3 separate regions of the Homo sapiens genome follow, and regions 1 and 2 are each linked to region 3. A link is a contact called in ENCODE Hi-C data. All regions are on one chromosome and are shown on one strand. The core of a region is the stretch at or near the end of the contact, and the rest is flanking DNA. Distances in the headings are between cores, read along the strand shown. Region 1 overlaps EEFSEC (eukaryotic elongation factor, selenocysteine-tRNA specific). Region 2 overlaps EEFSEC (eukaryotic elongation factor, selenocysteine-tRNA specific). Region 3 overlaps EEFSEC (eukaryotic elongation factor, selenocysteine-tRNA specific).

Evidence for each region. A loop is a pair of places that touch in the nucleus more often than their neighbours do. Pooled maps may share reads with other maps.
Region 1: a map of MCF 10A shows a loop between it and region 3 (3-fold over the local background). The contact joins two enhancer-like sites. A Hi-C loop is called at or near these places in 4 of 168 maps with a recorded cell type or tissue (K562, MCF 10A, PC-9 and 1 more).
Region 2: a loop to region 3 is called in a map of PC-3, with 4 times the contacts of the local background. The contact joins two enhancer-like sites. A Hi-C loop is called at or near these places in 4 of 168 maps with a recorded cell type or tissue (K562, PC-3, endothelial cell of hepatic sinusoid and 1 more) and 1 of 50 pooled maps.

The regions. Positions count from the first base shown.
Region 1 is chr3:128,408,370-128,412,031 of GRCh38, reverse strand. EEFSEC (eukaryotic elongation factor, selenocysteine-tRNA specific) reads right to left here. Exons shown (of 7, transcript NM_021937.5): 7 at 3,386-3,662. Among named protein-coding and RNA genes, the nearest start is that of DNAJB8-AS1, 53 kb to the left of the region's middle. RefSeq lists a cis regulatory region at 245-430 and an enhancer at 2,087-2,735. Within about 2 kb of position 2,412, at least 2 of the 41 ENCODE cell types and tissues checked have a DNase peak (open chromatin) inside an H3K27ac peak, as active enhancers do.
Region 2 is chr3:128,380,519-128,384,652 of GRCh38, reverse strand. The region is part of intron 6 of EEFSEC (eukaryotic elongation factor, selenocysteine-tRNA specific); the gene reads right to left. Among named protein-coding and RNA genes, the nearest start is that of DNAJB8-AS1, 81 kb to the left of the region's middle. Within about 2 kb of position 2,337, at least 17 of the 41 ENCODE cell types and tissues checked have a DNase peak (open chromatin) inside an H3K27ac peak, as active enhancers do.
Region 3 is chr3:128,172,201-128,175,867 of GRCh38, reverse strand. All of the region lies in intron 1 of EEFSEC (eukaryotic elongation factor, selenocysteine-tRNA specific), which reads right to left. Among named protein-coding and RNA genes, the nearest start is that of EEFSEC, 21 kb to the right of the region's middle. Within about 2 kb of position 1,932, at least 2 of the 41 ENCODE cell types and tissues checked have a DNase peak (open chromatin) inside an H3K27ac peak, as active enhancers do.

The DNA.
Region 1 (3,662 bases), core at 1,163-3,662, 240 kb before region 3:
AGAGATACACACACTGACAAACACCGCAACCCTCCCAAAACACACACGGAGCACATGCAGACACGTCTGAGACATCGCGGATCCATGTGCACAGATGCACACCCAGACGTCAGCACAGGCTTGGAGATGCCTGGTGCACCAAAGCCCGTGTGCGCACATGCACATGCATGGCCAGGGCAGGAGGCCTGGGAGCACGGAAGCTGCCCCTTCTCCTGCCCCAGGCCCCCAGGGCTTCCCGTTTACGAGACGTTATCTATTGAAAATATATTAACCCAGAAGCCTGTTTCCATCAGAGTCTCGATTCCAGGGACATTTCCAGATAAGCCTTATCTCTTCGTTTGTGCATTAGCCCTGCTGGTCGGGGGCCTGCCAATCACCGCTGCCCCTCCTGCCCCAGCCCATGGCAGGATGTCGGTCCATGACCTCACTCCATGTGGGCAGGCAGGTGAGGGGGCCCAGGGCACTGCTGCCCCATGCCCCACCCCACCCATCAGCCCACAGAGGACCCCAGAGGGCACCTCTTTTCCAAGGACACGCCTGAAGCACTGGTGGGCAAGGGACTCTGGAAGAACCTGGAGCCTGGACTCAAACTCCAGCTCTATCTGGGGCAGCTGCAGGCAGCCAAGCCCTGCCCTGCCCACACCCCTGGGAAACCGGCATGCTGCTGCCACATCACTGCTGTGGGTAGATGAGCAGATTCGGTGAGTTTACCTGTGTCGGTGGCTGCAGTGAGCTTGGCCCACTGGAACCCTCTCCTACATAAAACACGCGGGCCTGGGGTTGCCCAAGGCATCCTGGGGGACGGGGGAGCCAGGGAAGGGGACGTGCATGCCCACACCTTGGCCTCAGCCAGAAGCGGGTGCTGGCACCAGCTCCTGCCCACCGTCCCGGCTAGGCTGCACCTTCAAAGGCTGCGCGCCCTGGCCCGACCCCACTAATGGACGCTCGGGTTTCCACCGATGCCGGGCCTGATAGAGGCCTCTCCTGGGGCAGTCGGCTGGGCGTTTTCAGGCCACACAGAGCAGGTCCGCCTCATTACACACTCAGGGCGCTCAGAGGCTCCTGGGAGTCGCCCTGGGCTGCCCCTCCTCCCTTCTGTGCCTCTGTGCCTCAGTTCCTCCACCCGAGCCCCCTCCTTCCCGGGACTTTGAGGAGCACGGTCTTCAGACCAGTAGGGAGGTGAGAGGTGGGGTGGAGGTGGACGCCTGCACAGAGTTCCTGGAAAAACGGCTTATTTGGGGCTGGTGTCACTTCCTGAGGGGTTCTGGGCCTTTTGCCTCTCAGTGGGAGATGTGTGGGGCCCACCCTAGGGCCGCAGGTAATGTGGGGTCAGCAGTGTGCCTGGCAAGTCTCCCACCCCCAGGGCAGCCCTCTGGCATGGCTGCTTTTCTTCTTCCATTTTATACATGGGGACACTGAGGCATGAGGTTAGGGAACTTGCCCAAGCTCACACCGCAGGCAGGGAGAGGCCTGAATCTGTGCCCTGGTGGCGGCAGCCACATTCGCCCTGTGTGCTCATCTTTCCTCCACACCTGATCTGGCCCCAGAGCCAGCTCCCATGGCTCCCATGGAAGCTCCCATGGACAGCTTCCATGGAACCCCATGCTTGGCACAGTGGTTCCACTGGGTCACATCACCCCTCATTTAGAAAGGGACAGTGACACACCCAAGGTCACCCTGCCCATGCAGGCCAGGACCTGGGGCTGAGCTCAGAGCTTTCTGTCCCAATGTGCAGGGACTCTGAGGGGGCTGGGGAGGGAGCGGTCAGGGAGGGTGTGGCCTGGCTCCCAGCTCAGCCCCACACTGAGGAGGAGGGAGGTTTCCTCGCCTAAGAAGTGAGTCCTTGGAGCTGGGTTCGGACCCAGTGCTGGCCCTCACCAGCAGCTCCCAGATCTGTGCTGGGAGGTGACCAGCCTGGACAGCACTGGCAAGTGCTCAGAGGGGCCTCTCCTGCCCCCAGGGACTGACAGGCTGGGGGCTGTGAGCCCAGCTCGGTGCTGACTGAAGCCCTCCTGGAGGTCTGCTCCCTTCTTGGGCTGCCCTCCCCTGGGGGACCAGCAGGCTAGCAGGGAGCCTGGTGTGGGCTCAAAGCTGCTGCCAGTTTCCTGGGCGGAGTGGCCTCAGTGAAGTGGCACTGCCTTCCTGGTGAAACAGTCTGCAGGGCCAGGTAGGGTGAGGAGGCCGTGGGGCACAGCACACAGTGGGGTCGGGGCACAGCACACAGTGGGGTCAGGCCCCAGGGAGAGGGGCCACTGCAGTCCCAGGAAGTGTCTGCTCAGGCAGCGGCAGTAGAGGGGGAGTCGGCTCCTAGGCAGAGGGCTGTCCTGATTCACAGTGCAGACAAGCCGCCCTGGCACCCGCAGCCTGCAGCAGCCGCGGAGGCCACGCTCACCGGGGCCACACTCTCTCTCACGTTCCTCCAGGGCCAATCCCCTCAGGGGACTGAACTGGGAACCCCACTTCCCCATGGCTCTCAGCTGTTGCCCTTGACTGCTGCTCCAGCCCTGCTGCCTGGGTCTGGGCCAAGGTTGACGAAGGGTGGCTGGGCCAGTCGCCATCGCTGGTATCCTTGCAGCTCGGGGGCTTTGCTCTGCTGTTGGTGTATTTAATTAACTGCCTGTTCCCCACCCACCACGTGCACACGGGACACACACACACACACACACACACGGCTCTGGGGCTTAACAGGCCCAAGTCATTTGATCGAAACCTGCCCCTGTTAATATTTTTAATGCCATTTGCAAATTAAAGCATAATGCACCGATTACTGGGATAAAAGGGAGGCCTCTGCGTCTGTCTGGAGACCAAATAAAGGAACGTTTGAACATCTGTTCATCCTGCAAATGTCTCTAAAAGCTTTGATTTCCCCTCAGTCTGTTGACTCCACCATTCACCCCTTCCTGAGTATCCCACAGCCTGGGGCTACAAGGCAGGGTGGTCTGTGGGTGCAGGGGATGGCAGATGGCTCTGCAGGGTGCCCTCACCATGCTAGCCTCCACTTTCTGGGAAGTATGTGGTTCTCAAACTTGAGGGCAGGGGCTGAGGGACTCCTCGTGTTGGGGTGGAGGAACAAGCCTCCACCTGCTCTGCCTGATGCTCTGGCCAGGCACCCTGCTATTCCCCAACTTCCCTGTGGGTACCTTCCCTGGACCCAGCTGCCCAGAGAATCCCCATTCTCCCTGAAGGCCCAGAGCGCCCCAGGAGCCACCTAGTGGGGTTGAGAAGCGCAGACACTCTGCAGACTCCCACAGCCTACAGACTCTGAGTTTGGGTCCCTTCCCTGGCCCCGACCTGGGCAGGAACTCTTGGGATTTCTGAGATTCCCCTTGGAACACAGCTGGGGAGGGCGGCGGACCTAGTGAAGTCACAGAGAGAGAGACACCAGTAGAGTGGGCTGGGGCCACGGGACATTTATTTGTAGCCATCAAGTGCCTGCCCACCTGGGGGAGGGTTGAGACTGGCCTGCAGGTGGCCAACAGATGGGGCAGTGGAAGATACTGGCTACCAGCCCTCTGCCCATGGCCCTTTCCTAGTTGGGCTGGGGGCTGTCCTGGGTGGGAGTGTGCAGGGGCTGGAGGAGAGACCCTCCTGGCCCCAGCAACCCATCCCCCTCAGCTCCTCACCAGGGCTCAGCACCAAGCTTGGGGGTGGGGGCTGCTGCT
Region 2 (4,134 bases), core at 1,088-3,587, 210 kb before region 3:
TCCCTAGGGGCTCAGGGGTACAGCCACCTCAGGCCTTGTACCCTCCACTCCATCCCCAGCAACTGGCGTGCTTGTGCATGCGTGCATGTGGGAATGCTGGGAGAGACGGGTGCCCGCCTACAGGGCTTTGGTAAGGCCCCCACAAGCTGGCAATGCCACCTGTGTATGCTGGGTCCTGAGCACTTCACCCCCACACTCACTCTGCTCTGGTCTGCTCATCTCCATCCTGGGACACCCCATTCTGGCAGCTGGACCCCACAAATCACCTCTGAACCAGTCCACTCACAACATGGCCCATGAGGTCTTCTGGAGGCTCCATCAGGCTGCTGCAGGGGAAACCCCGACCTCTTCCAGCATTTAGGTATCTGGTTCCCTTGTGTAGTCCTCCACAGCCCAGCCACTCTGGGCAGCAGTGGTACCTTCTCTCCTGGGCAGAGCCACGGACGCTTCTGCCTGGAACACCTCTCCCCAGGCTGTCTCTCCACCCTCCTCCAAGATGGAACTCAGTACTGCCTCCTCTAAGAAGGCCTCCTTAGCTAGGCTCTGTGCCTGGGCTTCCTGGGGCTCACCACTTTCACAAAGATCAAAAAGAACTATATTAGCTTGGGAGTAGAATCTAGCCTCCATGGCATTTTTGAAATATTTGAACTACTAACTCACCTTTTAAATCAGGACATTTGACATACAGTTCTGAACTTCTAGTTTGTCTTGAAAAGCTAGAAGACTTCTCTTTGGATTCCTACCCTGCCACAGTGGGCTGGCGTGGGCCTGTGCTGGGCCCTGGGCACACCAGCTACTCTCTGTCACCGCTCATGTGCTGCTGCTTTTACCTGAGACTGGCTCCCCTCATTTCTGTCACCTGCCTGCCCCTTGAAGGCATCTGTATCTGAGTCTGAGCCCCTCCTGTCCCAGCCCTATGGCCCCAGCACCTCTGACTCAGGGCCTGGCACGAGGCCAGGAAGGGGGTGGTGCCTGCCAAGTGCTGGCTGATGCCTTCCAGGCCAGGGCACAGCCACCTTGCTCTCCTCCTCCAGGAAACCCAGTGTAACACACAGCCAGGAGCTCAGGCTCTATACCCAGACCACCAAGATCCCGACCCTAGTCCAGGCGCAGATCAGCTGCGTGCCTTCACAAAAGACATGTGACCTCTCTGCGCCTTAGTCTCCTCATCTGAAACATGGGAACAGGTTTGGTGTAAGGCCCAAGTGAGTTCATATAACAGAAAGTGCTTAGAACAGCGGCTGGCACAAAGCAAGGTCTAAAGAATGTTTACTATTTTTATTCCTTACCCAAATCACCCCACCCCATTCACTGAGCATACCTTCCCCATATTCACGGAGCACTTATTGTGCCCTGGGCCCTGTTCCAGGGGTGGGGGTCCAGCATGGTGTGAGTTATTTCTGTAACGGGGACAGGCTTGTAACCAATAGATGAATACAGGAGAAAGTTTCCGATAGTGCTAGATGCTAGGAAGGCAGTACAGCAAAGAGACAGCGGGATGGTGCTGGGTTTGGGGGTGTTCTTTTGGAAAGGGTATTCAGAGGGGCCCGAGGAGGCAGTGTGGGAAGTGGGGCCTCAGAGGCAATGAGATCTGAGGAACTGGGGGCAGGGATCCACTCAGGTCTTCCAGGAGGCAGGGAGGGGCTGGGGGAATGGGGGCGCCTCCAGCCAAGGCAGCCTGCCATCTCAGGGAGGCAGCAGGTGACTGCCCAGCACAGACTCCTCTGCCCGCTCCCTTGTGTGGACAAATGAGCTGGGTTGAATTTCCCGCCAGGGTCAGGGGAGTTGGGGAACCTGGAGGGAGAAGAGTAGGGGTTGCTTTTTCTTCTCTCTCTCCCTCTTTTTTTTTCGGGCTCATCCTAGTATGGCTCTGAGACTACGGAGGGAAAAAGGGCAAGAGTTGAGAGTGGCAGGAATTTATGAGCTCAGAGTTCAGGCTGCCTTTGGCAGGGGTAGGGGAAGAGGGCTCCTTTTGCCAAAACAATATTTAATTTCTTTAAGGCAGCCACAAAGCCATGATTAAGCTTGGGGTCCTAAAACAAGCCCATAAAATCGAAAAATATTTATCTGGAAGGGTGGCAAGTCCAATAAAAGTTTTATGAATGTTTTACAACTGCCCTGTCAGGAAGCTGGCCTCTCACTCACCTCCCCCCTGTCAAAAACACACCACACACACAAAAGCGTGAGCACGCACACACATACATGGACACACATAGACGTAGGCGCACCTGCATGGAGCCGAGCCCACACAGCTCCTGCTGGTGCCGTGTCCGCTGGGCGCACACAGCCTGCTCTGAGACGAGGGCATAGGGTTGCCTCTCCCTGCACGCTCCCTGCTCTGCTGAATCCTGGCACAGCGTGTCTGCCCTGGGCTTGGTTGGCATCCAATTTCCCATGACACTTGCCTCAAGGCCCAGGAGTCTGAAGGAAGCATTTCTGATTTGAGGCCTTGGGTTTCTCTCCACAAGCAGCCCAGAGGGGCTTACAGAGAGGTCATGATGGGCAGTGCTTTCTTCTTCCTGACAACCCCAGGAGCTGGGCGTCATAGCCCCCATTCTAGAGAGCAGGAGACTCAGAGAGGAGAGGGCCTTGCCTGGGGCCACCTGGGAAGTGGCTTCACAGAACCACATTCGGGCCTATCTCTAGTGTCTCCTCCCGTCCCGAGGTAGTGGATGGCGTCCTCACGTGGCCCAGCGTACTTGTGCTCCACTGTTCTTCCCCCTGCTCCCTGCTGCCCCAGCCACAGGCCCTTCTGCTCTTTCCTTTTCCACCTCAGGGAAAGGAACATCTTTGTGCAGATCCCTCCCAGAATGCCCTTCCTGCTACCCTGTAGACTCTGAACCCCGGGCCAGGTCTCCTGGGTGCTGCTTCCTTAGAAGTGCCCTGCATTTCCTGCAGGCCCCACGAAGATGCCCCTTCCGTGTCAGACCTGCCCTCTTCCTCCACGGCACGCAGCTGCACAGAAGCTTATGCTCCTGGGCCTGACCAACTACCCCTTCTGTGGAAGCTCCAGGAAGCAGGCCCAAAGCTGTCTCTCTTGCCACTGAGTCCTAGCCTGAGCTGAGGGTTGGCACGCAGAGGTGATTGACGCATGAATGTACAGATCTGGGGCTCCAGAGCTCTGGCGCTGTTCAGGCCTAATGGAACTCATCCTGGCCTTGACCCAAAGCCTGTTCTTGCCTCATGAGACATCATCCCACTACATGGGGGAAGGCCCAGCCCCCAAAGCCAGTTTCCAAATCTTTGACCTGATCATTTATTTCTAGCAATCGGCAATCATCCCTTTCTAACAACAATAAAGATGACCACTCAGGGAGAGGGCCAAATATACACCAGCCGCCCAACCCATTCATCTCCACTTGCTTCCCATTTCCTCTTCACAGGCTGCAGAGCTGTGAACCAACTGCCTGGTGGCACTTAACCCATGGTCCATTCAAACCCAAGGGTGTCTGACTCCAAGTCATGGATAGGAGGTGGTCTCTAGCAGGAAATCACATGGAGCAAGCCAGGGGCCTGGCTTTCCAACTAAATGCCCAGGTTTCCCTTCACCCCATAGCAAGAGCCAATCAGAAATCCCAGCTCCACTCTGCTTAGGGGAGGCCCAAAGATTCCCTGTCAAGGCCTGATATTCTGGGTTGATCCTAGGCCTCCAAGAAACCAGGCTGAGCATGAACTTCTGGGGAGAAAGCAGCTCTGATTATCAGATGGCTGCATCCATCACCTGGCGGGAACGGTGAGTCAGATAACACAGTGCTGGTGGGGGAGAGGCCGGCACCATTGGGGCCCCCTCCACCCACAGGTGCACATGTCCCAGCACCAGGTGACCCTACTTGCCTAGAGAAACCCTCTTATACTGCTCTGCATTGTGGAGACGTGGACACAACCCACCCAACAGGTCGCAGGTGTACAAATTGTTTAATTCGGACTATGGGATAACATATAGCAGTCAAATGGAGTCAACCAGAACCGCTGACCAGAACAGCAAGTTCCACAAAGAAAACATCAGTGTTCTAATAACACCTGGGTCAGTGTGAAACCAAGTATGTAAAACGTAAAGCACGTACGAACCCTCCAGGCTGCTCAGGAGGCCACCCTATGCAGGAAAAGTGTGAAAGCTGCACATGTGTGTGAGGC
Region 3 (3,667 bases), core at 683-3,182:
GCACAGCTATGGGTGTCACAAACCTCTAACCGAAGGACAGGGTGCAAATCCAGGCCCCACGCTGAGGCCTACCTGCAGGCCTAATTAGAGGGCTCACTACTAAACCCATGTTCTCCCTCCTTCTGAAAAAGAGGCCCAGCAGGCTTCTCCCAGCACTATGAGTTCCCCCAACAGCAGGGACCATGTCGTTTTCATTTGGGCTTTCCAAAGCCTGCACTCTGTTGGGCTGGCATAGCCCATGTATCTGGGACTCATTAAATGGTAAGGTGATGTCGAATTTTATCAGCCTCCCCTAGAGAACTCCCTCAGCATCTGCCAGCCTTCATGTTGCCTGGGATCCCAGGCCAGTTTTACCGAGAAGGTCGGTCTACATTTTTTCCACCTACGCTCGTCTTCCCCACACCTTGTTCACTCCAATGCCACCCTGTCACCACCCACTGCCCAGGCTGCACAGCAGTAGGACTGCTGCACGCTGGTGTCACAGCTGCTTTACAGCATTCCTCACTAGCCAAAACTAGCCACAGGGCCAGCACCTGGCACCTCCCTTAGAAAGCAACAGGAAACCTGAAGGAAAGACCAAAGACCACAAAAGAGGAAATAATTCCTAGCATTAGAGTATCTCCAGAGCATGAGATTTAATCCCAGGCTCAGGACCTGGGGTTGACTTGGAGAAAAGGGGGGGTTTGCAGCAGTACTAGTAAGAAGAGGAGGGGAAGGAGGAGCGGGGGGAGGCGTGGGAAGAGAAGGGAGGAGGAGTAGAGCAGAGGGGGAGGAGAGGGAGGAAGAGAAGGAGAGAAAAAGAGAGAATGCCGATGATGACATTAGACAGGAGAGAGGCCAGCTTTATCCTGCATCCTATTGAATAGCCAACTAAAACAATAAATCTATTTTTCCCTCTTCTTTGCCTTAAAAAAATTCAAGAATTTCATTTCCTTCTTTGAAACATAGCTCTTGCATAATTGCAATGCTCTTTCCTGCTGTCTGCAATGCTGAGGGAAGAGGACTTTTGACTGCCCCAAGGACTTCAGAAGTGGCTACATTCTGGTGCCAAGCCTGCAGTGCACTAACCCTACAGTAAGGCCTGCTTCCATTTACCAAGTGTCTACCTTGCACCCAGAATGATGCTAACTGTATCACAGTTACTGCTAACTCTAACAGCAAACCCGAAGGTAGGCATTATTCCCTTTCTCTCCTGTTTTAAACAGGTGAAGAAATGAAGGCTCAGAAAAGCTACACGTCCACAGTAATACAAAAAGCCAGCAGAAGGGCCAAGATTCCAATTTCAATCTTCCTGACTCCAGAGCCCAGGCCTGTTGTGCTGCAGCTTCTCCACTCTCTGGGAAGTTCTTTGAGGCAGTCTGAAACCTCCTCTGCGTTTTCCAGAGGCAACTATTAATTAGGCACAATAAGCAAAGCACCAAAGCTTACAGAGTGTTTGCAAACATAAAAAAACTTACTGGCTCCAAAATACAAAAAGAAAACTGCAAAAACTGAAATTACTCAAAGTTCAATTAAATGCCTACTACAATGCAAGAGAACGCCACCTAGTACACTGGGATTCAACTCTGATGTAGGTATTGTAAACTGTATTTTCTGTGTGATGGCAGCACAGTCTATTTGTGTTAGTCTGCTTTCCAGGCTGCAGCGCAGGCCTTAAACCAGCCCTGGGTTTCACTGGCCTTTTTCACCAAAGGGCATTCGTACCAGGCCATGGCAGTCAGAGAGCAGGATCTGTGGAAACAGAGGGGAGGGCCTCTGAGAGCAGCGGCCAGAGCAATGTTTCCTCCTCCAGGTGGCAGAAATAGCTTTTCTAGCCTTGTCATAGTGCCCAACCCTAAGAGATCGCCTTGCAGTTGGGTCCCCACCATTCCTCTCACTTATCTGTGCGAGAATGCGGATAGGGCTGGAAGAGAGCAGGCCATCCACGTGGCAGGCCAAGCCCCTGAAGCACTCTGCCACTGTACACACAAGGCCACACACAACCCCTCCCTGCTATCTTCACTTGGGGCACCATTCTCTCAGCAGTATTTCCTCCATTTTCAACTCTTCCCCAGTATTGGTAAATATTGATAATTACCTCCAAACGCAAAAGTGAAGAAGTTTGTGTTTTGAAATATGATCATAATTCAAACTGGAAGCTGACACTAATCATTTGATGTTCACTTGAAAAGACCAGATAGGCTGTGCAGGAACATTTCAGTAGGGGAACCGATAAGGAGAAGGGAAATAAAAATTATTGGTATTTACTCAGCCTGCAATGCTTGTGGAAGGAAACTCTTTTAAAAGGGGAGCACTTCAGAATGGTTATTCAATCTGAATTTTACAGATAGCACTGGAAATATTTTCTTGCAGAATGCACTCTATCTCCACCATCATATCTCTCCGGTGCGCCATTCACGTCGTTCATTGCAGGAATTCTCACTCAATTTTGCTCCATTATGAGCTGACGGTGACCCAGAGTATACAAGGCATTCAAGAATCTGACTGGAAATTACTACCACAAAACATCTGTCCCATTCCCCGCTTGCCAGCCCTGCCTTAGGGAGTGAAGATGGAAAACAACCCAGAATCCACACGCAGGAACAACTTTTCATTCCCCTCACAAACCAGGCTCCTTTGGAAACTGATGGTTCCAGCATTTTTTTAGAAACTATGTTCCCGGAAAAACATGGCATGGGCCTCTTTTGAAAGCCTTCAGCTCAAAACCCTTCTTTTCCTACCCAGACCCTTCTAATAAAAGCCAGGACAGGAGCTTCACGGGGAAGCAAACATGAAGGCCACCCAGGGTTCTCCCTACTTTGTGTGGTCAGATTCAAATTTTGCATTAAATGCCACTGATCAATTAAAAGACCACAGGGATGTCACACATACTAATACATTCCACAGCTTATGTGGCATCTATCTTATAGACATACTCCCTTTGGAAGATTTATGTTGCGATTACAAAAGAGTAAAAGAAGACATCTGATTTCATACAGGGCTAAGCCTCGGAACCCAGCTTTTCTCCTCGATTGCTATCAGAGGATCGAGGCGGCAGCATGGCACCTCCCATCTAGATTGCATTTCACTTTGCTGCAGATGCTCCAAGGGACCAAGCAATGGACATGCTCAATGAATCAAATAAATGAATAATCCAGAAAGAACTGGTTTGTCTGCAATCAAGAATCAGTGTCTGTGTCTCCATCCTCATGTCCAACAGTGCCCCACCACCTCCATATGCTTATAATTCGTCAGGGGTCAGAGAGATCATTGGCACAGTAACTGCTCCCAGCCAGTCACAGTGGTTCACACCTGTAATCCCAGCACTTTGGGCAGTCAAAGCAGGAGGATCACTTGAGCCCAGGAGTTTGAGACCAACCTGCGCAACACAGCAAGCGCTTGGCTCTACAAAAAATAAACAAACAAAACAATAACTGCTCCCTACTATGTGCCTGAAGCTTTATTTATGGACATCTTTGATGCAACCACCCTGTGAGATAATCATCTGCATTTGAGGTGCACAGACAGGCTCAGAGAGGCCAGGTGGCATTTCCGCTAGACCCAGGCCACCCCTATGCATGGGTTCCTTCGGCCTGACCATCACTATGTCCTTAATGTGCTGGGCCTTGCTACCACTGCTGTTTTCAGTTAAACTCTCTTGGGTGCTAAAGTTATGGAGGCACCTCAA